7 separate regions of the Homo sapiens genome follow, and all the other regions are linked to region 7. The links are chromatin loops, found by intact Hi-C in ENCODE. Cell type or tissue: heart right ventricle. All regions are shown on one strand. Region 1 overlaps LINC02752 (long intergenic non-protein coding RNA 2752). Region 2 overlaps GALNT18 (polypeptide N-acetylgalactosaminyltransferase 18). Region 3 overlaps GALNT18 (polypeptide N-acetylgalactosaminyltransferase 18). Region 4 overlaps GALNT18 (polypeptide N-acetylgalactosaminyltransferase 18). Region 5 overlaps GALNT18 (polypeptide N-acetylgalactosaminyltransferase 18). Region 6 overlaps LOC105379882 (a long non-coding RNA gene). Region 7 has its middle 4.8 kb from the start of MIR8070.

Region 1 (4,000 bases), 640 kb after region 7:
GACCTAAAATGTGACCTCCATGTCCCCTCTGTGAGAACAGCTTCTTCCACCTCTGCTGTGGGGAACAGCAGCATCCCAGGCAGAGGGAACTGCATATGCAAGGAACCTGGGTGGGGTGGGGGGCAATGGTGGCCGGCGTTTGAAGAACAGTAAGGCAGTCAATGTTGCTGGAGCCCAGAGAGATAATGAAAGGTGGATGACGTGGGGTCTTATAGGTCACCATGAGAGCTTTACTCTAAGGTGTTGGGAAGCCAGACACCTGCAGACATGTCTGCAAATACCTTTGAGGTTTGTCTGAATCCTCAGCTGCAGAGGAAAACACAGGAAGTATGGGAGTTCCCCACAAGAGTTCACATTTGAACTAGGTTGTTTTTTTTTTAACCGCAACCTCTGCCTCCTAGTTGCAAGTGACTCTCCTGTCTCAGCCTCTCGAGTAGCTGAGATTACAGGCATGTACCACCACACTGGCTAATTTTTTGTATTTTTGGTAGAGATCGGCTTTCACCATGTTGGTCAGGCTGGTCTCGAACTCCTGACCTCAAATGATCTGCCTGCCTCAGCTTCCCAAAGCGCTAAGATTACAGGTGTGAGCCACCGCACCTGGCCTTGAACTAGGCTCTGAAGGATGACCAGGAGTTTTTCAGATGGGGGAAAGAGGAGCAAAGCATCCCAGATAGAGAGACTACTATATTCAAAGGCTAAGAATGGTGAAAGAGCAAAACGTGTTCCAGGGTGGCTGGCCGTACACCTGTCTGGCGTTCAGGACAGGAGGATGTTAGAGGATGCTGCAGCAGAATGCAAGGCTCAGGTGTGGTTGGGGTCAGATAGGGAGGACCGTACACAAGGCATCATCTCTAGCTTCCTTAGGAACACATTCCCTTCTTTGAGAACTGCATTGGCCCCTAATGAGCTGAAGTCACTTTATTACTTACTGCAGCATAAACGAGCGCTGTTATGAGAGGCATATGGCCCATCTCCCCGCTCCTTCTTCCCATCCCACCCTCGCTCCTGAAATCCAGGCAGCTGCCTTGGGCAGCATCAGAAAGTCCCATGTGCTTGAGGCTTTCAGACAGCTTTTCCCCAATAAGACAAGCTCTCTACTTAATCTGAAGAAATGGAGTGTTATTAAATTAATTTCTGAACTATCCTTGCCTTGTCCTTGAACTAAAAAGCTAAGGACCCTGGAGTAAAAGGCAGGGGATGAGGTGGGAGGGGTGAAGGGGAGAAGCAGAATGAGGCAGGGCAGCAAAGAGGCAGCAGAGAGGCAAGTTCCTGACCCAGGTCTGCCCGACAGACTCGTTCCAGCAGGTGGGCTGCCTCGTGCTGTCCAAGGCACTGTGTTGAAGAGGTTCAGTAAGTAAAATAAGAAATGAGAGTCCTCTGATCAGCTACTGTACCCAGGGCCCTAAAAATGATGGAAAGGTGGCCTCCCTCTGCCATGGGGTCAGCCCAAAAGTAATTACCAGGATACTTTGCAGATTATTGAATAAGTCCCTGGAACCGGCACACTGATTTATATAAGACCTGGAGATTTTGAGAGATTTGAGAGAATATTAAGAATCAATCAATATTTTAATTTATTTCAGGGTCCTGGAGACTTTAGCTCTGTAGAAAACCACAGGGAGGAAATTGTGACCTTTGAAATATGGCTGGCTGGCAGGCAGCAGGGAGGTACCTCGGCAAAGAGCCTGTTTGGCAGCTGCTGCGGGGAAAGACTTCTCTGTGCTGGAATGTTCTCTTTCTTCACAGCATCAGTCAGGAATTTCAAATAGCCAAAGAGGGGAGGGCCTCAGGGTGAGTGAGCTCTGGAGCCCTGGCAAGAAGGCTCTTGGCTTGAATGTGCATAGCTTACTCCTCCCCAGAGAGAGTCCCCAGGGCCTGGAGAGAGGAGCCTGCAGACTTTGTGTCTCTGCCTAGGAGGCGCTGCTGTGATCTGGAGACGTCCTCGTAGAACCACCTGATGATGTGTCATCATTGCAGGAGATCCAGTACCTTCTCCCCTGGGTCACTAGGCTCCCTAGGCCATACTCTTCCTGTGTCCTCCCCAGGGCTTTACCAGACATCTCATAGAGCACGTGAGCACCAGGTCTCGGACTATCACCATCCTCCTGTCTTATTCCGCAGGAAGACTGTAAGCTCCCTTCAGGCAGGAATGATGTCTGATCCATTTCTGTGTCCCCAGTACCTGGCATCATGCCTGGCCCAGGATAGGTAGATATGAAAAATAATGTGTTGAAGAAATGAATGGTCAAATGAACTAATGCAAGAAAAATAAACATTTGTTTGTAAAAATCAGTTATGTTTCAACAGCAAGCAGACGGCACATTCAAATGTAGTAATTAGAGAAATTCAGAAAGGTGAAGACAGGGTGGAGGTAACTGACCAAAGCATGCAGCACCCTGGGGCTGGCAGCAGTGGGAGAGAAGGAGCTGTTAGCACCCCCAGGCCTGATGCGGCTAAGAGAGAAGCGGGTCCCAGAACCTGGAGCAGGCCACTAAAACGGAGAGGTGGCCTTTTGCAAGGGAGGCAGCCACACCCTCAAACCTGCAGGGAGGAAGTGGGGGAACAAATACCTTGACCTCGCCCTCTGTCCTTCCTTGGATCTCCTCCCTGTGTTCCTCACTGGCCAAAGCCAACCAGAAGTCAGAGGCCAGTGGAGCTCCTTGATCCAGAGTGGAGAGTAGACAAAAGATCCCCAGCAAAGGGCTGCCAGGTAACTCTCTGCCTATTCCATCTGGCTTGTCCAGCCCCACGAGAAGGGCAGACAATGGGCACCCCAATCAGTAGTGCCAACTACTGGGGCACCCCAGTAGTTCTCAATAAGGGGCAGTTTTGCCAGCCGCTGGGGGGATTTGTTTTTCACAACTGGAATGGGGAGGGTGCTACTGGTATCTAGTGAGTAGAGGCCAAGGATGCTGCTAAACATACAAAAATGCAAAGGACAGCACCCACAACAAAGAACTATCCAGCTCAAGATGTCGATTGTGCCATGCTGGGAAAGCCTGGCCTTAATCAAATGTTGAGAGGAACTCAGGCACACTCTGTGCTGCCCTGGCTTCAGCCAGAGAACATTGCCTCACTGTGCTGGAAAGGGCAGCGTCATTTGGTCCAACCCAGAGCCATCGGCCAGTAAGTGACCAGTGTCTGACTTTGAGTGTCCCTTCGGGAAGGTGCTTTAAGGAGAAAGTCTATCTGCTCTCTGTCTCTCCTCACTGACAGTGATGTCCTAGGGTGTCCAGAGTGGTAGACGAGTGGCAGGGAGCACTGCTCAAGCCATGGGCAATTAGCTTTCCCCTGGAGGCCAAAACCTCCCCACTGGGCTCACCACCTCCCCAACTCCCCTGATATTGAGGGGAACGAGAAAGCTTCTCGTTCCCCTCATTTTCAGCTTTACATTCACACCATAAAAACATTTTGTAAAAGTGAATCAAGTCTTGCCATCTGTCTCTCTCACTTTTATCATGTTTATAATGAAAAGAAGAGTCAAGAGGAAATGGAATCCAAACTGCAAATGGTGTGCTGCTCCCTGGTAGCTGAGATCCACCCGAGCAAGGCAGGGACTTGAGGAAGAGGGTGGCCCTTGTGGCGCAGCATCATGTACAAAGTGAGTTCCATCAGAATCTCATGCGAAGTTCTCATGGCAGCCCTGGGAAGTAGAGCTTGTAATCCACATTGACAGATGAGGAAACTAAGGTTTTTCAGGGGAGATAAGTACTTCAAGGTTGTACTCCCAACAAGTAGCAAAGGTCTTAAACTCTGTACTTGGCCATCAACTCCAAGTTGTAGACCAATGTTGCTTCCTATTTCATCCTGACGTGAAATTGTTAGCTTACTGCTACTGGGGTTTAGGTACCATATTGAAAACTGTTGAAGTTTAAGTGACTGTGGTACTTAAGAGAGCTCTATTTTACTCCCTGTCACAGCTTAGAGATTTTGTCCCTCATCTGACCCTCCAGGGTCACAGCCCGGGAGAGAATAAGTTCCATGTGTACATTCATGT
Region 2 (4,000 bases), 440 kb after region 7:
GGGAGAACACCAAGTAAAGTGCACTGAGGATAACGCAGAACTAAAGCCTAGCTCTGGTTCCTTCATTCGTGCAATTTATATTTTTTTGAGCACCGCTCATGTGCCAGCCCTGTTTAGTGTCTTGGTGAGGACAAAGTTGACATGAGCCTTCTCTCAGAGTTCGGTATTGTGGGCACATAAACAACAAAAAACCTCTCTCTCACTAGTAATCAGGGGAGGTTGCAAATTAAAACTGCGGTGAGGGAGAATTTCTTGCCCATCAGATTGGCAAAAATTTTAAAGTTGGACAATGTCAAATGTTGGCAAGGATAGGAAGCAATATGAGCCTCATCCATGCTGGTGGGAGTATAATGTGATCCACATTATTTGGAACAGTGTCACTTTTCCTAGGAAAGTTGAACATGTGTATATAACCTATGCTCCAGAAATTTCAGTGAGATAAATACATGGAGGCCTGCCCACTCTCGTGCACCAGGAGACACATACAAGCGCGTTCCGAGGAGCACCATCCGTAATACCGGAAACAAGACTGTCGACCAACTAAAGAGAGCATAAATAAATTACTGCATATTTATACAATGGAACACTATGGTGATGAAAATAAATGAAGCAAGAAGCAAGTTGCAGGATGTGTACAATCTGGTTCTATTTATATAGCGTTCACAAACAGGCAAAACTAAACAATGTGCAGTGTAGGTTTATGGCAAGGAAATTATTAAAAAAATTCAGGATAATGGGTTACCTCTGGGGGTAAGGAAAAGCACTCAGAGGTTTCTAAGGTACTGCCAAAGCATTGCTTCTTAAGGGGGGTGGAAGATCAACAGTTGTTCTTTGTACTATGTGTCTTTAAGCTGCACACACACACAGAGTTATCACACATACTGTGCAAGAGGACTTACAGGTGATATAGGAATGCATAGCCAAGGCATGAGCCAAAACTAGGGCAGCCAGGGAAGGTAGGTGGGAATTAGCAAGGGAAATAAGTGTATACGTGGTAGGGGCATGGGAATTTCCAGTAAAGAGAGTGGCAGAAAGAGGGGACAGAAACCCAAGAATGTGATCCACCTATGTCCATGGCATAACTGGACATAACTAGATGGCATGAGAGATGAGGCTGCAGGAAAGAGACAGGGCCAGTTCTCAGAGGTCTTGCAAACCATGTTAAGGAATGTGCTGTTATCTGGAGACTAAAGGTTACCAGTGTGGGAGTGAGATATTTTGGAGGGAGGTTATCTCCACACTGACATTGTCTTCATCCTGGCTGCTCTGTTGCACGCCCTGAACCTGACTTGCTGATGGCCTCTGGCTTTTGTGTTGGCCTTGTCCAGATTTGACCTCTCTTCCTTTTTTTTTTTTTTTTTTTTTTCCTGAGACGAAGTCTTGCTCTTGCCACCCAGGCTGGAGTGCAATGGCGCGATCTTGGCTCACTGCAATCTCCGCCTCCTGGGTTCAAGCGATTCTCCTGCCTGAGCCTCCTGAGTAGCTGGGATTACAGGCACCCGCCACCATGCCCAGCTAATTTTTGTATTTTTAGCAGAGATGGGGTTTCACCATGTTGGCCAGGCTGGTGTCGAACTCCTGACCTCAGGTAATCCACCTGCCTCAGCCTCCCAAAGTGCTGGGATTACAGGCGTTAGCCACCATGCCCGGCCCTCTCTTCTCTTTCTTATTCCCATGCAGAGCCAGGATAGAATGAGGTGAGTGAAATGCCCAGGGTACAAAATTGGAGGATGCCTGGAGTGTCAGTGTCCTGCCCACCCCTATTATTTGCCTACATCTCTGACCGTTCAGCCACTCTGCGAGTGACTTTCTGGTCTTCTGCCAGCTCTCCCCAGCCCTCAGCCTCAGCCTGCATCCACCTCGTCTTCCTCCCCATAGCCTGCTGGTTTTGGCTTTTCACTCTTGTCTCTGCTTTTGCAGCCAAGTTAGGCGAGACAGTTACACGTAAAAAGATAATTAACCACATGAGCCAAGAAATAAGGACCACATGAGTCGTACAAGTCATTAGTTCCAAGAGTTTGGAGGAGCTGGGCCAGGCCGGCTTTGGATGGATGTGGAGAGCAGGAAGGAGGCTTTCTGGGCTAAGAGAACAGTGGGAACAGTTTGCCAAGAGCAAAGAGCTCATTAAAAGTCATAAGAAGATGAAAGCTGCACAGTATCTGAGATCTGATCTTGTGGATGTGGCTATGAAGTACAAGGCTGAAGTGCCACCAACCCCAGTCCCTTACCCATGGTAACCGTAATGAATAAATTGTGGCATACTTCTCCACTGAGACTGGACAGAGCCTCAGAATTCTTCCCAACACAGTGCTTCAGAAGGATATTAACAAGCAAATGGATTTCACACAGGAGTGTAAACTCATTTGCCATCCCTGTCATAGACTATGGAGCAGTCATGAGTCTTGGAGTAGAAGAGATTATCAAACTACATCCCATTGCTTTGTCTACTATGTGTCCCTATTTTAACCCAATTTACAACTCTCAGTTGTGTCTCAAGTACTGGGCATCATTTGAGGCACTGGCTAGAAAATGCAAAATCACAGAATACAAAAAGTAGAGGGGACCTAAGACAACATTGAGTCCAGCTCCCCCATTTGGCAGCTGGGGGAAATTGAGGCTTGGGAGCAGGAGGCTTGTTTGTGTGAGTGGCCAATACAAGATGTAACCCTGACCTTGTACCAGTGGCTCCTCAGCCTGGGATAAGAAAGTGATCTGAGCCTCCCTGAGAACCCACTACATGCCCGCCTTTGCTCGTGGGAGCTTGTCATATACAGCATCTCTTTTAAACCTGGGGAATCATTATTCCCAAGAAAAAGCTGACATCCAAAGACAGGTCCAAGTCAAAGACTAATATATGACAGAGCCAGGATTTAAACCCTTTCCACCAGCCCCTAAGACCTCCATGCTTTCTTGTATTTCTGGGTGGGTGTTTCAAGCCTCTTCAGAAGCGATAACAGTACTAGGGTTTTCTGGGAAGGGCCGGTGGTGAGTGTGATTTTGCTCTGCCCCAGGTAACTGTTCTCTACAATCCACTTTAGGGTCTTGGCCACATGTGGGAGGTGGTCCCAGCAGCTCCTCTGTAGGCATATCTGAGCATTTTGTGAGGTTGGAGCCTTTCTCTCCAGTGAGTTCATGGTTCCACAAGAGGAAGCTGCCTGCTATCGCCTGTGCTCATTTGATGACTTCCTAGGTTTTACGACATTAATTTAAGCTCTGCAGCCCAAGTAACTCTCTTTGATTGCAGCAGTATGCGCTTAAATGTCAGAGCTTTGCTGAAAAACCACTTGAGTTTGAAGAAAGTCATTGTGTTCAGTAAAATCTAGCCACATTTTATGTTTATGACCTTTATTAGGGCATCCCGCTGAGCTAGTTAAAACCATGCCTGTATAGTCAGTGAAAGCCCAGGACTCTCAGATTCCTAGATTCACTCATTCAAATAATAGTTATTGAATATAGACTAAGTGGCAGGTGCTGATGTATACAGTGGTAAACACACAGACACGATCCTGTTTCCATGGCACTTATAGTCCAGTGAAGGGAGACAGACATTTAAAGAATAAGTACAGAAGTAAAAGTATTTTGAGTAAGTGTTATGAAGAAAAAGGCAGGGCACTAAAGATATTCAGAGGGGATCTAATTTACACTGGGCAAATCAAAAGAGGTCGTATTTGAGCTGGGTCGTAAGTGGGGGATAAATTATTCAGGACGTGCGATAGCAGGTGCAAAGGCACAGAGAGAAGAAAGAACTTAGTGTAGTCAAGGAACGTGTTGCTCAGTGCCCGTCAGAAGCCTCAGGACCCAGCCTTGTGCTGATGTGCCGTCAAGTATGCCCAGTGCCTGCAGGACTCAGCACATGCCCTCACCATCGTATGTGTAAATTAGGGTCTACATCTTGGTGGTTTCTTCCTGTGCCCTGTTCCCTGCGACCACACCTGCCTTCTCTGTTTCCAACCCTTGGTGTTCATTTCTCAGGCACCCCTTTGGTACCCAGCTACCTGCC
Region 3 (4,000 bases), 380 kb after region 7:
TGCCCAGCCCATGCTGTTGTCTTGGCTGATAGTGCTGCAGGGCGTAACCCTGGTAGTGCAGGGAGCTTTGAGTTAACTTCTAGTTGCTCCAATGGAGTTTAAGGTTTAGCTATGGACCTGTCACTGTGTATTAATCTTTGTTTACATAGATAGCAGGGATAGAGGTGACCTCAGACAAGACAGACAGAAGTCAGCCCACAGAGGAAAGAAGACCTGAGACTCACATAGCAGAGGGGACTCAGGACTTGGTCCAGTCCCCTTATTAGTTCCCCGTTCCAACTCACATAGTAATTTGGGGACAAAGCTAGAACCAAGGACAACATTGAATAAAATGCAGGGCACAATGACTGTCTTTAGAAAGGGCTGAGATCAGAGATTCCTGCATGGAGCTGCCTCTAGTGACTGGGGAGAGCATGGAGCTGGGGTGGGGGTGGGCAGAGAGGATACGGGGAGTTATCTGGGTACAGATGTATCATGGGGCTTCACTTTGGGGAACCGGGGTCCCCTAGAGGACCTGGCTGAGCACAGGAAGGCTGGCTTGTGGTGAAGATAGAGATCTGACGAGTCCCAGGACTGTGGCCGGGTGGAGTCCCAAACTCTCTCCAGGCCTTGCCCTTTAGCCAGACCAGACTGTGCAGAGAGCAGAGGCGGCTTTGATTCTGGGACCTGCTGGGCCTGCCCTGTGGGAGGACAGGGATACAGACTGCCTTTAGGGAGTTCACGCACTAGGAACCCAGACACTGACTGAGTTTCCTTCCCAGGATTTGAGCTGCTGACCCTGAGCAGGGAGCTGGGGAGAAGAGCATCCTGGCTGCCCCCATGAGCCAGTAGCTAGAAGCAGGTGGGCAGAAGGCCACCAGCCACCAGCCTCCCACGCCTCAGCAGGGAGTGGCATCTGTTGGTAGCATTTGGAAGGAAATGCTGGTTTCACCTCTAGCCTGTGGTACCAGGGCTGTTTTTAATTAAAGACACATTCCCTTGAAAAATACATCGTGACACCTCAATGCCTCACCACCACGTCAAAGTTGGAGGAGTTGGTGATTAGGACGCACATATGTGTCTGTGGGTTGCTGCTGTTTTGCCTTTTGGAGCCTGATCATCTGGGCTCACGTGTCAGCCTTGAGAACAGCCTAGGAATGTAGTTTTTCACTGACCCAAATCAAGTGGTTCCTTTGCAGAGCACTGCTCTGACCCTGGCCCTGTGCCATATATACTCATCCTGTGTCTTCAAGGAACTTATGGTCAGGGGTGAGGGTGGAGGCTCCAGACGCCATGGAAACTGACTTGGGCCCAGTAGGGGCTGTTAGCATGTCAGATCAGCACTGGGTCCTAGCAAAAATAGACCTTCCCTCCTGCCTACGATGCAGGTGTGGGTGCCTTGCCAGTTCCCCACAGAGACTGAGGGGGCAGCCTCTTTTCCTTTATATAAGAAACATTTGTTTAAGTGGGAGAGTAGGAGTCACAACAGGTGACCCCAAAGAGACGGCGACTCTTGGAAGGCAGGAATGCGACTTGGTGTGCATATGCCTCCTCTGCCCGACTCACCTTCTTCCAGAGTCTTCTCTGCATAAATCTTGGGTGCTCTCTGATCTGTTCATTGAGAGGAACATTCCCCTAGGCCACATGGCGGTATATTCCTTTTTTTTTTTTTTTTTTTTTTTTTTGAGATGAAGTCTTGCTCTGTCACTCAGGCTGGAGTGCTGTGCCACGATCTTGGCTCACTGCAGCCTCTGCCTCCCGGCAAGCAATTTTCCGGCCTCAGCCTCCCAAGTAGCTGGGATTGTACAGGCGCCCGACCCCAAACCCGGCTAATTTTTGTATTTATTAGTAGAAATGGAGTTTCACCGAGTTGACCAGGCTGGTTCAAACTCCTGACCTCAAGTGATCCGCCTGCCTTGGCCTTCCAAAGTGCTTGGATTATAGGCGTGAGCCACCACGCCTGGCCAGTAGTATATACTTTTTAATGTATGGTTTTCTGATTACTGTTTTGTATAATTTCTCTCTCTGGGCAGCTCTATTGTAAACTCCTCAGGGAGAGGGCTACATCTTAGACACAATGTTTCTTATAGGGCGCTCAGGACACACTGCTTCAAGGAGTGAATGACTGCGGGTGGGGCCTCCACTCGGTGCATCCAACAGGCAGCTGGGAGCTCTGCCCTGGCCTCCCTCCCTCTCTTCTGTGGAGCAGCCATGGCTTGCCGCTCTTTACTCCTGCTGCTCGTAATCCCAGGGGATCTGGTCCCTTTTCCTTTAGCTTTCCAAACCTTTGTTTGGCCATGCTCCCTCTTCTCCTTTGCCCTCCTTTTAGGTTTATTAAGTTCAGTGGCCAAATAAAGTTTTGCAGCTCCCTTGTCCTGCAGTGCCTCCTGACTGTCTGGGATAACACGGTTACTGGGAATATCTCCTCTCCTGTCCCCTAAATCATCTGGCAGCATTGGCTGGCTACATCATGCAGCTGACTTTGAGAACACTCCGCAGTGCTGTTTCTGAATAATAATAAATGGGGCTGAAGCCCAGTGGCCTTTGCTATTTATCTCTGGCTCTGCAGAACAGAGACGTGTGTGCTGAAGTGGCACAGGCTGTGTCTCAGCGGTGGTGGCTCTCTCAGGGGAAGGCAGCTTCCCTAATTGCCTCTTCATTGCAGAAGTGGCCTGGTCTGTTTCCTCAAGGGAATGTTTGCTAATCTGATTGGAGGGTGCTTTCAGCGATTCAGCACCAGCCTTTTGCCTGGTCTGTCAGAAAGCCACACGATTGCAAAGAAGGATGACTGTCAGCTGGACACGCCAACCTTTAAAACCAGCCCCTGCCATCCACAGCCATCCTCAGGCACTCCTCCCCTTTACGGCCTTGGCCTGAACACATTGTCTCTGCCTATGACGTGTAAAATCCCAGCTTGTTCCCAAGTCCTGGGCTTGGCAATCTGCTGGTTTAAATCCATTAGGCTCAGTACTTTGGCAATGAGCTTGCTTCCTCCCTGAACTGAGTAGGTTCTTTCTCCACTTAGGCTATTCTAAGCTGTCCTAAGGAAGGCCTCCTCCTGGTCCAACCTGGCCCCGAGACCCTCACCTCAGTGCAAACCCTCCAGGGATAATATTCCTCCTGGCCTCACCCTCTTGCAAAGAACCTGAAGACCCACACCTATGGGGCAAGGCCTTGGGCTTTCTTCCAAAAGGGCGGGGATGGGAACATCCACTGGCCAAGGACATGACCCTGGACTATATTTGACTTTGATAATTCCCATGTCCTTTCTGTTCTGCTGGCTTTTATCTCAGGCATCTCCCATGTATTCTGATTATCATATTTGTTTTGATGACTGTGATTCCAGAATATGGCTTTGGCCACATTTTGAAATTATTTTGGTATACTGCCCCGACTTGTATGGCATTTTAACCCTCTGGGTCCCTGGTGTTCAACTTTGCCTTTATTGTACTGCAATGGCAACTGGGAACCATCCCTTCCTTTCAACATGGCTGAAATAGTACATAAATGTCGAACCATTTCTGCAAGCGACTTTGGAGATGGACAGGGGGCTGGAAATATCAGCGTTTTGTGATACTTACCAGCTTTCAGTTCATTTAGTATAAAAAGTTAGCCCTATGGAGACAGAATATTTCAACCTTTAACTGTAATTTGATAGTTGTCACCAGATACCAAGGTGGAAAACCAGAAAAGGTACAATAAACAGCTGAGCTGAGTCATTACAACAGACTCTTATCTTGTAGAAACTGCAGACATTATGATGATTATCCTCCTACCTACCAAAGGAGGGTTGTCTACAACAGCCCTGGCAGCCACTAACCCAGGCTATATGCTTAGCCCATAGTAGGTGCTTGGAAAATATGGCTATTATTTTAAAATTCAATGACATACAATTGCTCTCACAGATATATTTTTATTAAGATGATGATATAAGTTACACAGTTCACAAGGAGAAAATCACAATAGGGAGATACACTGTGGGGGAATGTTTATCCTCATGTAGCTGTTTGGGACTCTCCGA
Region 4 (4,000 bases), 370 kb after region 7:
CCACTAACAGAAGGCTAGTTTTTCTGGATGGCCCCATGGCTGACTCTGACCCCTTCTGTGCTGCTAGAGTAGAGACTTGATTTGTAGCCAACCAAAGAGGGCATGGCCTGCGTGCAGAGATATGTGATTCTCTTTGTGTTTTCCATCGCCGGTGCCCATACTGTGACTTCCAGTGGCCTTCTCCAGTGGCTCAGGTGGTTCTCCACTGAGCACCTGACCTACAACTAGGGTAGTGACCTGGTTCACTGTGTAGGTCCCTCCCACTCTAATGGGCTTCCCTTAAGGGGCATTGGGCAGTTTGGGGCAGGCAGCCCTAAAAACTAATCCAACATCCTCATTTGACTGGAGAGAAAACTGCGATCCAGAGAAGTTAAGTGAGTTTCCCAACATCACACACCTAATTCATGGCAATGCCTAGAGACCAACCCTGGTCCAGTGCTTTGCTAGCTGGACTCATTCATTCAACAGACATTCACAGAGTGCATTCTCAAGTGTCAGCCATCACGCTCAGCACACCAATCCAAAGACCGATGAGAAAGTGTTTCTGTCCCCAGCGAGCTGGCAGCCGAGTGCAGATGATAACACTCAAATAAGCAAAGCACACAAAGCAAAGTGCTGAGTGCCATGAGCCACAGGTGAAGGGAAACTGTGCTGGAGAAGCCCAGAGGAGAGATCTCAGTCACTCTGGGAGGGCTTCCTGGAAAAGCTGGCATTTGAACTGGGCCTTGGTGATTGAATGGATTTGGGTAAATGGAGATGATGATGGAAAAAGACAGAACCTGCCTTTGTTTTTGAATCGTCTTAATTAGGGAAGGAATCAACATGATAATTTATTAGGTACCTGCTGTGTTCCAAGCACTGTGCCAGGCATATTTACACATGGCTTCTTTAATTTTTTCAGTATTTCTCCCCATCTCATAGATGAGGAAACTGAGATTCAGCAGTAACTTAATCCTAAATAGAGACAACTTCTTTGATTCCTTCTTCTCTCTTTCCTACAAAGCCTCACCCGATGCTGTATGCCCCATGAGGGCTCAGTGAATGACTCTGAGGACTGAAGGGAAACAGAGACAGAAACATGGGGATAGAAGAGTTTTCAAAGTCATAGGGGAAGGCAGCACTCCTCTTCCTTAAACAATGCATGGCTGAGCACAGAGCCATTTAGTAGTTCTATCATCAGAATACATGTCTTCCTCGCAGGTATATACACCCCGCCTTCAGGCTGGTATATTAACCTAAGTGAATACAGACAAGAGCTATTTGTTTTAGCTAAGCATCTTTCATGTGTTAGCTCATTTTTCCCTAAGGACATTCATAGGAGATACATCTTAGTATTATTAATACCATGTTCATTTCACAGATGAGAACGCTGAGGCTCAGAGAAGCTGCAGGTTACACAGCTGGGAATGGCAGACCCAGCATTTGAGCCCTAGTTGGATCCAGCTGCAGAGACTGAGTCCTTAACCTTGTTCTATGCTCAGGGGTCCTAAACTCAGTTGCCTAACAAGGCTAGACAGTGTGAATATGGGATGTGGGCCGATGCAAGGCAATAAGGAGTGGTGGAAACTGGTGAACAAAAGAATGAGCCCAAGCCCTCCTGAGAGGGGCAGCCAGCACTGTCTCCAGCCTATTGCTGGCCTGCAGGACTGGCAAGTTTTCTCAAGTTGGAGATTCACACTTTTATGCTTGGTGGGCTGAACAAGACACATGGGCAGGTCAGATATGGCCCTAGTCTGTCTGTCTGCAGCTTCTGCCATATTGACTCCCACTTTGAGAAGCAGAAGCTTCTCTTGAAATGCTTTTTATCTCAGGCATCCCTGTTGAAAACCCCCTCTTGCACTCTTTCCTCCTTTCTCTCCGTCTCTCTCATAATTACTTGTTCTTCACTTCTCAGAAAGTAGCCACTCCAGATAGGCTGAATTAGCCACTCCTCTGTGCAACTTTCCTTCACTGTGTGCACAATTTGAGGGCATCATCGTTGGCTATATGGTTTAGTTCCACTGATTCAGGGAGGCCCCTTCTGAGCTGAGCAGCCGTTTCAGAAAGGCGCATGGTTTTGCAATGGTGGTGTGGATTCTGTCCCTGGGTTGTAGACTCAGATGCCATCCTGGGTGAGTCACTTCCCTGAATCTTGAGACATTGGAAGGAACTTGAATCAGGTTCCCTGGTCCAAGTCAGGAGTAGGAATAGATGTGGCCAGTGCCTGAGAAAGCCGACCAGGCTGCAGAGGAGTCACATAGAGGAAGGGTCACTTAGGACAGCTTGTCAGTCAGGTGGGGCTCATCTCAGCAGGACTCTGCCCAGGAGCAAGGGCTGGGGGAGGGGATGGGGCAGGGCTCAGTCCTATTCATGGGTTGGCTCAGGGTTTGGGCTGCTATCATTTTGAGGTGCCATGGCTCGCCACGCTGCCCTAGCTTCCCTAATTCCCTTCCCCTGTGTGGCTTCCTCTTCCTGCACTGCCTGTGACCTGCTACCCTGGGGGATGGTTGTGGAGTATGTCTGTGGTGGCTGTGGTTGGTGTGGTGGCGGCTGCCATCTGGGAGTAAATAACCACAGCACGTCAGAGCTGAACAAAACTCAGGAATAGATCTTGGGCCCCGTGCTTCTCTCATCCAGGGAAAGGAATGTGAGTTGGAGCTTTACAAAAGCAAATCTTTAAACCTTTCCTCACCTGATGAATTTGATGGGGTGACAGAAATGAATTAGAAATTAAGTAGGGGCTCAGAGTTTACATGAGCTCCATGCCAAATGGAAATTAAAAAGAGTGTCTCCAACAGGGTTAATGGTGAAGGTCAGGTTCCCAGCATCCTTGGCAGGGTGTCCCGACCCTGGTCTCGGGAGGAAATTGACTGAAGGATCCTGCTGATGAGATCAGGAGGTGCAGAGCGGGTTCTCCATCAGACAGTGGGAAGGAATTAACTTGTCACCAAATGACATTCAGTGATACAACAGAAAATTCCAGCAATGCAGGGACGATTTTAATGCCAGGCTACCCAGTGGTAGCACTGACTCTCCACATTTCCCTAAGGAGCTTAGACATTGAAGAAAGGAATGTGTCTGCATTGGACGAGGCCTCTGGCTAATTCACAGGCCCACTTCCTCTGGACTGTGTCTGCGAGCTTGTCTGTGTTGTCAAATTTCATTTGGCTTAAAAATAAGAACTAATGCAGAGAATCAAAGAAAACAAAGTTGTTTGCTGAGTGTTCCTGACCAGGGCTGCTCAAGCATGAGGCTGAAGTGATTTTATTTTCTCCGAAAAGAACATTCAAGGTTGCTGTTTAATCTTTCTGGAGTGAGTTCCCACAGTCTTAGGTGCCCAGCTGCTGCCCTCTAGACCTGTGTACTCCATATTCCTATGACATGTGAGTCCAACAGTGGAGAGCGTTGCTGCTTGCTGAATTCCTGAATTCTACGTGGCAGGAAAAACAAATCCCACCCTCCTGCTTTGCAAATGAGATGGGTGGATGGATGCATGGATGCATGGGTGGGAAGACGCATAGGTGTGGGTGGGAGATAGATTCTGTCTTTTCTGTTCTATGTTTTAGGGTTTTTATGCCCACTTTAGATGAAGGGATTGAGAACCATAGGAGCTGAGTCACCAAAGTTCTCACTGCAAGATGGTGGCCAAGCTAGGGTTTGTGCCCACATTTCCCAGCTCCAGGTTCAATATGGCTCTCCTCTCCTTTCTCATATTTCCCACTAGACTCTTTTTGTTTTTACTTATGTATTTCTTTAACTGCCTTGTACCTAGAGACAGACTCACATGAACTTGGAGGACCTACTTATTATACAAGTAGGTGGCTACAAGGACACGTTATTTTCTCATTCGGCAACTATTTATTGATCACTGTGTGGGCAGAATTCTAAGTCATCCCCCACCCTTCCCAGCCCTGATTCCTGGGAAGTGGTGTATATTCACTTCGCCGAGTTATTCAAGCAAATACTAATCTGAGTCCTGCTGTGAGGGGAATTGGCTGACGTAATTAAGGTCCCCAATCGG
Region 5 (4,000 bases), 390 kb after region 7:
TTTTCAGGATACTTGTACATGCTGTTTTCATGTGCCTGGGACATTGTTCTTCCACTCTTAAGAAATCTTGCCTGTGCTTGAGTTAAGTCCCATTGTCTGTAGTATAAATAATCATTTTCCTCTCATTGGGTTAAAATCCCATGCGTCCATCTGGTTTTCCAACCTTTTCTTCTCCATATCAAAACTTCCTATTAGTTCAGTGATAACCCAATGTCCTGTGATGTGGTCACCTGGGCTGGGAAACTGGAGCTTCTTGGGATCAGTCAGGCACTGTGTATGTGTTCATTTTTAGCAGAGTAGTTAATTGCGCAGAGCTGAAGCCCGACTGCCTGAGTTCATATCCTGGTTCTGCCACTTATGAGCTGGTGACTTACCATAAAGCCTCTGAATTTGGTTTTCTCATCTTTAAAAGAGTGGGGATTAAAGGCTCTTTCCTATAAGCTTGTTGGGAGGAGTAAATGAATTAGTGAAAAGTGCTTAGAAAGTGCTTGCTGCCTCACAGCCAATATTTCCTATGGTGACTATTTAGCCCTTTCCTCTATTTCACCAGCTACCCAGTGAGCTCAGGCAGAGCTAGCCAAGGTAGTAATGCCCAGAGCATGGGTTTATCCTAGGACCTCTAAGATTTAGACAGGGAGGTAGTGGACACAGAAGGAACACGCTTTGGAAAAAGACATATACAGATTTGAATCAAGCCTCTGCTACTTATTAAGTGTGCAATCTTGAACACATTGCTTAACATCCCAGTTTTCTCATCTATAAAATGCAAATACCAAAAGCTCCTCTCAGGGTTGTTTTGAAGATTAAATAATGCCTATAATGTGTGGAGCACTTCAGTGAGGGAACATTGCAGTTATTTAATAAATGTTAATTTCCTTCCTCTTCCCTTCAAATTGCACATTAGTCTCCCAGGCATGGATGCAAGCGGCTGAATGGAAGCTGAGGGGCTGCACTTTCTCTCCGGCATCTCATACAGTATGCCATTGGCCCCAGCCAGCGGCCCCTTCTTGCTCATCTTCTTAACTGTTCTAACAGAGCCCAATCAACTGCAATTTTGAATCTCCTTTCTATTTTCTTTCTATGCCCTTTTAAAAATATAAGCCCTTGTGGGCCGGGTGTGGTGCCTCATGCCTGTGATCCCAGCACTTTGGGAGGCTGAAGCAGGTGGATCACTTGAGCCCAGGAGTTCAAGAACAGCCTGGCCAACATGGTGAAACCCTGTCTCTACTAAAAATACAAAAACAATTATCTGGGCATGGTGGCAGGTGGGCGGCTGTAGTCCCAGCTACTTGGGAGGCTGAGGCATGAGAATCACTTGAACCGGGGAGGTGGAAGTTGCAGTGAGCCGAGATGGTGCCATTGCACTCCAGCTTAGGCAACAGAGTGAACCCTGTCTCAAAAAATAAAAGTCCTCAAGAGTTCTCCAGGTCCTAATTATTCTGGGTTTCCTCCCTTTTTCTTCCTGCTTTGGATCATCACTGGTTATACAAGCAGAATTTTGGTTTTGAGAATCTCCTCCCAAAGCCTACAATCCACAGATTTCTTTCCCATACACTCTTTGATATCTGTCTACTAAAACCCAGGCTCTGTGAATACCTGGCCTCCCCTTCTCTCTCAAGCAGGCACTGTGAAAAGACACGGGCATTTCCCTTACAGTTCCCAACATTCCACCTCACCACTCAATTCTTTGTGGGTGATAGGAGTTGATAAGCCCAGAATACCAAAAGGCTTTGAATAGAGCCTGCCTGCAGAGTCCTAGGAGAACCATGGGTGGTCTCTGGAGACCTCCTAAATACCCCGAAAAAGGCAAAAGGGGGTCTGTGTATGTAGATATGTGTGTGTCTGCACACATTTGCCATGGGGGTGCATTTGTTCACAGGAAAAGACTCCTAGGTTTCCTCTGACTCCCAGAGACCCCCAAGATGCACAGGGGAGAGAACTATGGCATCATTCTCTCCAGCCACTGGGAGAGGAAGTTGTTAGCTCAGCAAGTTGTCCAGCACCCTGCTTTGACTGGAATGAAAGCCTTTCCTTTGGCAGCCAAGACCCTCCCTATTTTCCTCCCCACTGATGCTGCAGTGCGGGCCAGAAATACAGCCTCTCTCTCCCTCCATCTGGTCAGAGCATCAACTGCAGATTAGAGATCCAGAGCTCTCACCTCTGTTCTTCTTCCCTTTTGACCTCACCAAACACTTTCACCCTTAGATTAGGTGGCGTTAATCCCTACTGCCCCCAACCACACTATTGCCCCAGACTGGAGTCCCGCGTGCAAATCTTTGCAATTGCCATGAGATCATCCCCACGCTTGGCTTCCATTTTCTTTGTTTGTTACCAAGCTGTCCGTGTTGCTATGTAGACTTCTGAGGAGGGAAGTTTTGTTTTCAGCTCCCATCTGGATAGTTTCCTCGTCTGATTCATCGGTACCTCCCACACGTGAATTCTTTCTCCATCATCCCTGCAGCTCTCCATAGTAACCCATTTCATGCGTTTCTCCTCCCCCCACTGCTGATGACATCATTTAATCTCTAAGCAAACTCTCTCTTCCTCACCTCTCGAAATGTTGCCCTTCTTGATCCATGTCTTGTGGATCCCAGGCCAGAATCGAGAAAGCCAAACACTGTTTGCGAACACCACTGACAGACCCAGCCGCTGTCGTGCCAGTTCTTTGCTCTTTCAAATTCGGTGAGAAAAAAGCAATGAATGTATCACACAGCTATCCGAGTTCCTCGGTTTCCTGCCCAGACTTTAAAGACTTTTCTCTCTAACTCTTTGGGACTGTTCAGCCCCATGGGGATCAGCAACAGAGGGAAGTGGTTGTTGCTGGGTAAGGCTCAGCTGTACCCCAGGAAAATGGCACCTCTCCCACCTGGCTGTGTCCCCCCTCCCTCTCCCCTCCCCATCTCCACCACTTAGCAGTAGCCAGGAACAGCTGTCCTTGTGCCCACTGGTTCTGAGAGTCTCTTTTTAATTAGTTGACATTTGCATCGTGGTCATGGTCAGTGTGCTTTGCCTACAGAAGGTCTAGCTTTCCCCTCCTGTTTCCCCAGCGTTTCAGAGCCTGCTCTCCATCCTTCGTGCCATCTTCCTTCATCCAGAGTGAGGTTCCCTTTCTTCATTTCGGCTCTGCTGCTTGTTTCTGTCCTGCTGGTCTTTCTCCCAATGGGCCTCCTTCCTTCTCTCTTTTCTTTGCATCATTACCTCCGCTCTGCAGGGAGATACCTTGTTGAAAGTGGTTTTTTAGGTTCATTCACCTCCCCTTCAAGTGCAGTGGCCACTTCTATTTGCCACACATCAATTGGCCCTTGCCTCATGCAGGAACACCTAAAGCTCCCTGAGGTCCCTGATGTTGCCTCCTCACCATCCTTATAGGCTCTGGGTCTCAGTTTCCCCATCTCATGGGATCATTGTGAAGACTAAATGAGCAAATGTGGGTGAAGCCCCTAGCACAGGCCCTGCTACATATGCAGATTAAATGAGCTGATGCAGACGAAGCACAGGCCCTGCCACACAGTGGGCACTGAAGCAGGCCAAGGCCACCTGTCCCCTTTCCTTCTTCCTGTTTCCTCTTGGCTCCTCTGCTCCTGGTTGGACACGATCACTTCATTACCAATCACCAGGCTGTCTTCTGTGGCTCTCTTGGGCCAGCAGCATTGTAAACTTGTCATAGAGGCATGGGGACACCAGCCATGCCCAACCTTCCAACTGTGGGACCTCACAAGGCCCAGGTTGACAGGGCCTGAACCTTACTTAAAGATGGGTGCCTGGCACTGTGTCATCCACATTTTTGCTGAATGAGTGAATGAATATTCAGGAAAGATGATAACCCCAGTTCTGAACCTGGAGATCAACTTTGCCTTATACCGCAGAGCTGAGTCTGTGTGCTGAGTTGTCTTCAGACTGGGTCCCTAACAGCATGTCAGACCCTGCTCCCTGGCTGGGCCAGCCCAGCCTCTCACCTGGGTGGTCTATGAGTCGTTTCCATGGTGAGAGCATCAGGCCT
Region 6 (4,000 bases), 850 kb after region 7:
GTTTCTCTTCTATTGTCTGAACTGTATTTTCAATTCTTTATGAGTATACTTTATAAATGAGTATTACAGTTCACCCCCTGCAAAGAAGTCCACATCCTGATCCCCAGACCTTATGAACATGTTACCTTATGTGGCAAAGGGACTTTGCAGATGGAATTAAGTTAAAATGGGGAGAGTATCCTGGACTATCCAAATGGGCCCAGTGTAATTACAAGGGCCCTTTTAAAAGAAAGACCGGAGGCTCAGAGTCAGAAAAGGAGAGGTGGTGATAGAAGCAGAAATCAGGGTAATGTGTCCAGGAGCCAAGGAATGCAAGCAATCTCTAAAAGTTGGAAATGGGCTGGGCACAGTGGCTTGTGCCTGTAATCCCAGCTGAGGCGGGAGGATTGCTTGAGGCCAGGAGTTTGAGGCCAGCCTGGGCAACACAGCAAGACCCTATCTCCACGAAAAATAAAAAACAAAATTAGCCAGATATAGTGGCGTGTGCCTATAGTCCTAGCTACATAGGAGGCTGAGGCAGGAGAAGTGCTTGAGCCCAGGAGTTCAAGGTTGCAGTGAGCTATATTGCACCACCGCACTCTGGCCCAGGCAACAGGGGGAGACCCTGTCTCAAAACAAAACAAAGTTGGAAAAGACAAAGAGCGGGTTCTCCCCTAGAGCCCCCAGAAGGAACACAGCGTTCGATTTTAGCCCCAACAAGACCCATTTCAGACTTTGACGTCTAGAACTGTAAGCTAATAAACTTCAGTTGTTTTAAGCCATGACATTTATGGTAGTTTGTTACAACAGCAATAGGAAACTAATATAAGACCCGAGGAGGTAAAGTCCAAAGTACCTGTAGGAGCTGAGACCAGTTCTCGTTTCCCTCCTACTGTAGACTCAGGTACCCCAAAGCCCAGAGCTGCCCCTTAAGAGGAGAAGAGACAGCTCCACTGTGTGCATGCACCCCTCTAGGGCTGTGGACTGGTTGAACCTATGGCAGTCCCAGCTGTTGAGCCTTCCCGCCTTCCCCTTTTCCTCTAGAGTCTCCTTCCTAGGGATTACAGTGTGGTGTACAGATAAGAGCAGAGGAACTGACTTGAATATAAGAGCATTTTCCTTTGGAACACTCCACTCCCCAGCCATCAAGGTTTTTATAGCAAACACCATCCATAGCAACAAGATCAAAAATTCTAAACAGGCAAAAGCTAACAATAAATATCTAAAACCATTATGTGTTGAATGACAGTGGTTAGAACAAACAAAAAATTAAACTAAAACCAGAAGGTGAGTTCTACCACTTTTTAAAGTGCCTGCAATCGCAAATACCCATCATCCAGGGGGAGAATTGGGGTTCTTTGGCTTTTGGTTTTTAAGGTGGAGAGAACATTGGCAGAACCTGTTAGGAAATGAATTCCTTTACATTGTTGGTTCTCCAGACCAGCAGTATCAGCACCATCTGAGAACATTATTAAAATGCACATTCTCAGGCTCCACCCAACACCTACTGAAAGAGGAGCTCTGGGGTGGAGCCCAGCCATCTGCTCTAACAAGCCCTCCAGGTGACACTCATGCGCACCAGTTTGAGAACCACCGTCCTACAGGAAATCCAAATGCTGCTAAAAAGTTTGCCTGTCTGCTATCAAACCGAAAACATAACAGTTTCCCAGTATGTAGGTGAACGGCTAGAGTTTGGGGCCAGACTGGCATAAAAAAAAAAAAAAAAAAAAAAAAAAAAAACCTCCGAGTTTGGGGCCGGATTGGCAAGAAAACCGAAGTAAAATACTGACGGGGAAGGGCCTCTTTACAACTTTTTTCTTATGGATGTGTGATATAAATAGTATGCTTGCTGTGCAAACACATCCCCAACCCCTCCTTCCAACCCCATTGCTGCCCCTTACCCTCGCCTACAAAAAAACTCCGTATCCTTCCGTTCCTCAGTCCGGACTCCAGCTTTTTTCCTGGTCTCTCTCAAGTCATCCAAACCTCCTCCCAACCGCCACAAAGCTGCCCACCTACTATGCAAATCTAAACCCTTCCCATTCCCTCCCTTCACACAGTCTTAAAAGTTCCCTCCACAACGAAATTTCGTGTCAGAACTGTCTACTGGAACCCTTGGAAGCAAATAAACCGCCTTCCTCTAGCCTGAGAAACGTTCATCTGTCTCCTCTCCACTCTTGGGACAGCACCAAGAAGCTGGTTCCCGTAGCTTAGGGTTCGCTCGGCTCGGACTAGCCCCGGCTGCTGGGCGAAGCGGAGACTGTTGGAAGACTGTAGTCTGGAAGGTTTAGACTGAGCTGGAGGGACACCATGTGGCCATACCCAGTATGACACCTCAGGCCCGGAGGCTTCTGTTGTTTCTGTGGTGGTGTTTTTGTAAAGACCGTGAAACATGATGTTTAGGGTATTTTTGAGAATTAAAAAAGAGCAAAAGTTCACTCACAATTATGCTAACAAGATTATTGTTATTTCTGTTTCTTTTATTAAACATTTTCTGACAATTACAACAACACCCCCACCCCAAGGAGCACACCTTTCTTTTCAATGGAAATCTGATCATCAGCATTTTCCATGTTCATTCAAGTTTTTTGCAATCATTCTCTTCAGCGATAGATAACAGTAGACCCTCGATACATGCTGGTGCAATGAAATGGAATGAAGGAGCATTCAATTGTAGAGGGATGCTCAAGGTATAGAGGAACAGGGAAGTGAACCATTAATTCCGCCTGGACAGTCAGGGAAGATTTCTGAGAGATGTCATTCGGCTGAGGTGATTGAAGGAGAATCAGGTTATAGGATTGAAGGAGGATCCATTAAAAAGGTGTTTATTCTAGCACAGCTGAACACAATAAAGCCTGAACCAGGACAGAGCCCTGGGATCGGGTGGAGGGAAGGGGTGCAACAGAAATCTCTGGGGAGCAAGTTAAAACACAGATTCCCATGCTTTGCCCAGAGACCCAGATCTTGTAGGTCTAAGGAGGGGCCCAAGAATCTGAATATTTAGCAAGACCTCCCCACAGGGTGCTGCTGTTGCAGGTAATCCTCATGCCCACCACTGTTATTAAGCCCACAATCATCCTCGCCCCCCTCCTTCTTACTGCCTCTGTGGCCTCTGCCTGGAAAGTTCTTCCCATTCTGCTCTCGCTTGGCAAATGCCTTCTCCTTCAAGACCCGGCAGTGCAAATGTTCATAGGTAAACCCTTTCCGAGTGCTTGCTTTGTGCTTTGCACCACATTATTACTTTATAAAGAAACACTATTTAATTCTTAAAAAAAAAGAAAAAAGAAAAAAAACTCTACAGAGTAGGTCTCCTAATAAACCCCATTTTACAGACGAGGAAACTGAGGCAAAGCGCACTTGACTAACTGGCCCATTACCCATACTGCTGAGATGTATGTTTTCTTTCTTTCTTTTTTTTTTTTTTTTTTTTTGAGAAGGGGTCTCACTGTCGCCCAGGCTGAAGTTCAGTGGTTCGATCATAGTTCACTGCAGTCTTGAACTTCTGGGTTCAAGTGATTCTCTCACCTCAGCCTCCCAAGTAGCTGGGACTACAGATGCATACCACCACAGCAAACTAATTTTTTTATTTTGTGTAGAAACAGGATTTCACTGTTTCCCAAGCCGGCCTCAAACTCCTGGCTTCAAGCAATGCTTATGCCGTAGCGTCCAAAATGCTAGGATTACAGGTGTGAGCCACCACGCCCAGCCTGGGATGTATGTTTTCTATGTCGCCCGACAAGAGTACTCACAGCAGGAGGCTGAAGCTATGGTTGTCTCTGTGGCCCTGGAGCCTAGGGCAGTGCCGACAATGTAGTTGCCTTGTAAATATATGTCAAATAAATTTAAAAAATAAATACTGCCTCCTTCCATCGTGACCCTCAGCCAGTGCCTAGGCAACAAATCTGCCCTCTCCCTCTGCTCTCTTCCTCCTCTCCTTGACCCCCACTGCTTCCTCCTCCTCCTCTCTCCTTCCTCCACAAGGCTGCCTCCTCCTCATCTCCTTCCCCCCACCACCTCCTCC
Region 7 (4,000 bases):
TTACCCCGTCAGACTAGTGGGAAGCAGCAGTCATGCCGCCTGCTGGTGAGATGTAGGGAAAAGGCCCCTGCATAATTTTGACCAAGGAAATGTAAATTATTTCAGTCCTTTTGGAAAGTAATCTGACAACTTCTTTTAAAAATAAAAAGTGCTGGTGGATTCCTTCCACCTAGCAATCCCTTTCATAGGCTTTCTTTTCTATGCATAAGCCCAGTCTGATTGAAAGAGATTTCTGTAAGATATTATTCAGTGAGAAAAACAAGATGTCAGGAAATGTGCATAGTATGATTAGATTTTTGTAAGACAATCAATGAAAAGCCTCCCTCAATATGAATGTGAGTATGAGAGATTAAATAAATATGGAGAAATATATGGAAGGATACATGCTAGGCTATTGACATGGATTTTCTATGATATAGGGGGGAAGGGAAGAATTATAGACCCAGTATAACTTCTTGAACCATTTTCTATACAATACATTTAAGTGATTTCTTATTTTTCCCAATTTAAAGTTTTATTCTACTGAAGTTGTTTCTACTGAGGTCAATTTTTTCCACATACATTTTTTTTAAGGCTCAGTAATTAGCATTTTTTCTTATCTTGTTTAATTATTACTTTTACTATTGTGAGTTTTCTTCTTGGCCATTGTTGTTAGCAAGTACAATTCTCCTGGGTAAAATTGACAGGTAAAAATTTGTAAAGAAAATTTTATTTTTTTTAGACGTGGTCTTGCTCTGTTGCCCAGGCTAGAATGCAGTGGTATGATCTTGGCTCACTCAGCCTCCCAAATAGCTGGTACTACAGGTGTGCACTACCACACCTGGCTAATTTTTGTATTTTTAGTAGAGACAGGGTCGCGTCATGTTCCCCAGGCTGGTCTCAAACTCCTGGGCTCAAGTGACCCACCTGCCTCGGCCTCCCAAAGTGCTGGGATTAAAAATTCTATTCTTTTATATGAAAATTTTTAGTTCGAATTTTCTATTTTCAATATTACCTAAGATGTAGGATTCTTTTTTTATTTTTATTTTTTGGTCGTAACAAATTTTACTGTTTGAAGCTTTTGCCATTGCTAGTTTTACTTCGAACAGATTCTTTCTGCAGGTAATATTTGTTAAGAATTGGATGAGTTAGGGATTTTATATTTCTTGGCACAGAGAACAAAGCAAATGAGAAGAGCAGAAATGTGAGATTTAAATGTACCATGGAATGAAAATATATTTGGGGTCAAAAAGTTAGGGTCAAAGTGCTTTCCTCTGTGCCTGGCACAAGCTAAGTAAGTGCTTGGTAATTACTAATTATTAACATTATTACTTTAAGGTGTAAATCATTCTTTTATTCACTCCTGCTGCTCTATTTAGCCATCCTAGTCTATGCAATGCTTTGTGCTTTGGTTTAGGGAGACAACAATTTTTGTGGCTCCAGGGCCAGGGCAGAGTAACCTAAGTGAAGCAGGTCAAGGGAAAGGTCCGAAAGGGAGTGGTAGGGAGTGTGTCACACTGGTGAGGCCATGCTCAGGCTGAAGGGAGCAGTTGCTCTGGCTAATTGCTGTCATGAAGGAGTGTGGATCTTGTGTTGCTATATCTTTAGATTTTACAACATGCTGAAAATATCCACGTTTTTAGGTGAAATCTGATATTTATGTGCTGGTGGGTAATTTGAATTTTATTAAACACAGTGTGGGCCAATATGATGCAGTTTGAACAAAACATGTCTGCAGGCCGCATGCTCGTTTCGAACTCCCTGGGCAACTCAGCCCATAGCTGTCCTCATGTTCCCAATGCTGGGAGCTGTGATCTATTAGGCAGACGTCACACTGTCTGAAAAATACCTCCTGCCAAGGAAATTAGGTTGTGAGTCAACCCCAGGATCCGATAAGTCAGGGGTGCACTAGGTCTAGATCTGAAGGATGGAGGCCAGGGGGAGTGTGTTAGGGAAGGAAGGATTTGCCTAGATGCATCTGAGATTGTCTCCCATTAGTATCAGGGCATCCCCTTGAAATACCTGTGTGGGTTGTTGGCTGTCCAGCAGGTGGCAGCATTAGAACAGAGATGGGCCAAGTTAGGCCCATAATATTTACAACTCCGTCCTTCCTTATTTGCGTATGAATAAGGGAAGAATAGATTACTGCAGATGAGCTTTAGAGGGAAGAAAATTATTTGCCATATATTTTTAATTAAAAAATACTTAAGCCCCTACTCAGCGCCAGCTACTGCGCTGTGCACTTTCTCAGCCATCATCTTATTGAATCCTCACAACCTGTGATGTAGGCAACCCTTTCCCCCATGGTGAAGATGAGGAAATTGAGTCCCAGAAGCTGAAGGAATCTATCCCAGGAAGTACAGTTTCTGAGAAGCAGAGCTGAATCAGCAAGTAGGGCTTTGGTCTTTTCACAGAATCACACCTGATGCTGCAAGCCTTGTGGTCGTGTGGTCGTGTTGCTGTCTCAGTTCTGTTAACATTTGCCTAATGATCCTGAGAAACTTGGTCTCTGTTCTGGGACAGAGAAAGCAGAATGCCATATGTCTATCACATGGCAGGGGACATTTGCTCTAGACACTCAACAAGGTGGCTGTGCCCCAGAGCTGGTAATTGAGAGAAGATTGATCCTATTATGGAGCAATGCTGCGTGTGCAGTCTGAGAGTGGATGTGGACATTTGATGTGTTCCTCCTTTTCTAGATAACATCTCCTGTGACAAGCACAGATTGCTGTTTCCTTTATTTCTTACTGTTCAAAGCATTGGCATAGAAAATGAGTTATCTAAGAAGCTGAATGTTTCTTGTGATAAATGTGAGGGGCCGACCATCATTCCAGCCATTCAGTAATTAAGGCTGCAGGATGCTTGCATAACAGACCTATCCCTTGCCTATTTCATACGGTGTCAGATTGTGTTTGATTAATAATGATTAATCTCATGATTTTGTATAAATGGCTTAAATCTGTGAAACCATTTGCCAAATAAATTAGATCCACCAGCAAAGTTCAAAATTTCTTCCAGCAGAGGCAGTGTTGGGTAGAGAGCAGATTCAGAACATCCCCACTTCCTATGTGACCTCCTGCAAGTAACTAGTCTCCTAGGGACTCTGTTTCCTCATCCGTAAAGTAGGGGGTGGAAAGGATGACATCAAAGGGTCCTGCCTGCTTTGAGAGTCTACGATCTTCTGGAGTCCGAGTGGATCTGCATGTGAACAGAGGAGATCCAGAGATGGGCACCTTCACAAGAACGATCCTGTCACTGGCTAGTTGGAACCAACTAAAAGGACACTGTTAAATGACATTTAGAGAACATGGGTTTGATCAGACAGTTGTGATCCAAATCCTGGCTCTGCCAGTTGCTAACTGTATAATAATCTTCGAAAGTCACTTAAATGCTCTGAACCTCCACTTTCTTAGTAGATAACCCGAAGATATGCTGTGGGTGCTAAAAAGTCATAGTTATATCCTTGACATGTGTTAGCTGCCTAATGAATGGTAACAATTTTCATTAGTCATTGTTGTGGGTTGAATTGCATCACCTGACAATTCGTATGTTGAAGTCCTCATCCCCAGTGCCCTACTTAGAGAGTGACTTTATTTGGAGATAGGATCTTTATAGAGGTAATCAAGTTAAAATGAGGTCATTCTGGTGGAGCCTAATCCAATATGACTGGTGTTTTTATAAAAAGGAGAAATTTGGACACAGAGACATGCGTGAAGAGAAGACAATGTGGAGAGACATAGGGAGAAGGTGCCATCCGTGCCAAGGACACAGGCCTAGAACAGATCCTTCTGCACAGCCCTGAAAAGGAACTCACCTACTGATACCCTAATGTTAGACTTTCAGCCTCCAAACCATGGACAATGAATTTCTGTTGTTTAAACCAGCAGTCCCCAACCTCTTTGGCACCACGGGCTGGTTTTATGAAAGATAATTTTTTCACCAGGGTTGGGGGGTTGCAGGGGAATGGTTTCAAGATGATTCAAGCACATTACATTTATTATGCACTTTATTTCTATTATTA

The links. Hi-C counts contacts between places; a loop is a spot of excess contacts. Peaks named below come from ENCODE experiments on the same cell type or tissue, not always from the same donor. Only the 100,000 strongest peaks of a DNase experiment are listed, where the experiment ranks them.
Region 1: it touches region 7 in a loop (2.5-fold over the local background); 17 of 110 quality-filtered maps call a loop at or near these places.
Region 2: it touches region 7 in a loop (2.8-fold over the local background); 5 of 110 quality-filtered maps call a loop at or near these places.
Region 3: it touches region 7 in a loop (2.9-fold over the local background); 32 of 110 quality-filtered maps call a loop at or near these places.
Region 4: a loop joins it to region 7, with 2.6 times the contacts of the local background. A loop is called at or near these places in 29 of 110 quality-filtered maps.
Region 5: it touches region 7 in a loop (2.8-fold over the local background); 30 of 110 quality-filtered maps call a loop at or near these places.
Region 6: a loop joins it to region 7, with 7 times the contacts of the local background. A loop is called at or near these places in 80 of 110 quality-filtered maps.

The regions. Positions count from the first base shown.
Region 1 is chr11:11,146,102-11,150,101 of GRCh38, reverse strand. The region is part of intron 3 of LINC02752 (long intergenic non-protein coding RNA 2752); the gene reads right to left. Among named protein-coding and RNA genes, the nearest start is that of LINC02752, 33 kb to the right of the region's middle. In heart right ventricle, a CTCF peak has its summit at 1,928; a DNase peak (open chromatin) is centred at 1,771; H3K27ac peaks cover 2,397 bases.
Region 2 is chr11:11,345,748-11,349,747 of GRCh38, reverse strand. The region is part of intron 6 of GALNT18 (polypeptide N-acetylgalactosaminyltransferase 18); the gene reads left to right. Among named protein-coding and RNA genes, the nearest start is that of CSNK2A3, 5.5 kb to the left of the region's middle. In heart right ventricle, no CTCF peak of the experiment used is centred here; DNase peaks (open chromatin) are centred at 97, 457 and 2,027; H3K27ac peaks cover 1,070 bases.
Region 3 is chr11:11,406,029-11,410,028 of GRCh38, reverse strand. All of the region lies in intron 3 of GALNT18 (polypeptide N-acetylgalactosaminyltransferase 18), which reads left to right. Among named protein-coding and RNA genes, the nearest start is that of CSNK2A3, 55 kb to the right of the region's middle. RefSeq lists an enhancer at 662-1,163. In heart right ventricle, a CTCF peak has its summit at 2,380; no DNase peak of the experiment used is centred here; H3K27ac peaks cover 2,879 bases.
Region 4 is chr11:11,415,221-11,419,220 of GRCh38, reverse strand. All of the region lies in intron 3 of GALNT18 (polypeptide N-acetylgalactosaminyltransferase 18), which reads left to right. Among named protein-coding and RNA genes, the nearest start is that of CSNK2A3, 64 kb to the right of the region's middle. In heart right ventricle, no CTCF peak of the experiment used is centred here; a DNase peak (open chromatin) is centred at 2,469; H3K27ac peaks cover 436 bases.
Region 5 is chr11:11,394,880-11,398,879 of GRCh38, reverse strand. The region is part of intron 3 of GALNT18 (polypeptide N-acetylgalactosaminyltransferase 18); the gene reads left to right. Among named protein-coding and RNA genes, the nearest start is that of CSNK2A3, 44 kb to the right of the region's middle. In heart right ventricle, no CTCF peak of the experiment used is centred here; a DNase peak (open chromatin) is centred at 2,051; H3K27ac peaks cover 661 bases.
Region 6 is chr11:10,932,191-10,936,190 of GRCh38, reverse strand. LOC105379882 (a long non-coding RNA gene) reads right to left here. Exons shown (of 4, transcript XR_001748122.2): 2 at 3,729-3,797; 3 at 1,881-2,744. Among named protein-coding and RNA genes, the nearest start is that of ZBED5-AS1, 76 kb to the right of the region's middle. In heart right ventricle, a CTCF peak has its summit at 2,297; a DNase peak (open chromatin) is centred at 2,260; H3K4me3 peaks cover 1,288 bases; H3K27ac peaks cover 1,522 bases.
Region 7 is chr11:11,785,975-11,789,974 of GRCh38, reverse strand. No RefSeq gene overlaps it. Among named protein-coding and RNA genes, the nearest start is that of MIR8070, 4.8 kb to the right of the region's middle. In heart right ventricle, CTCF peaks have their summits at 34, 2,026 (motif pointing right) and 3,007; a DNase peak (open chromatin) is centred at 2,014.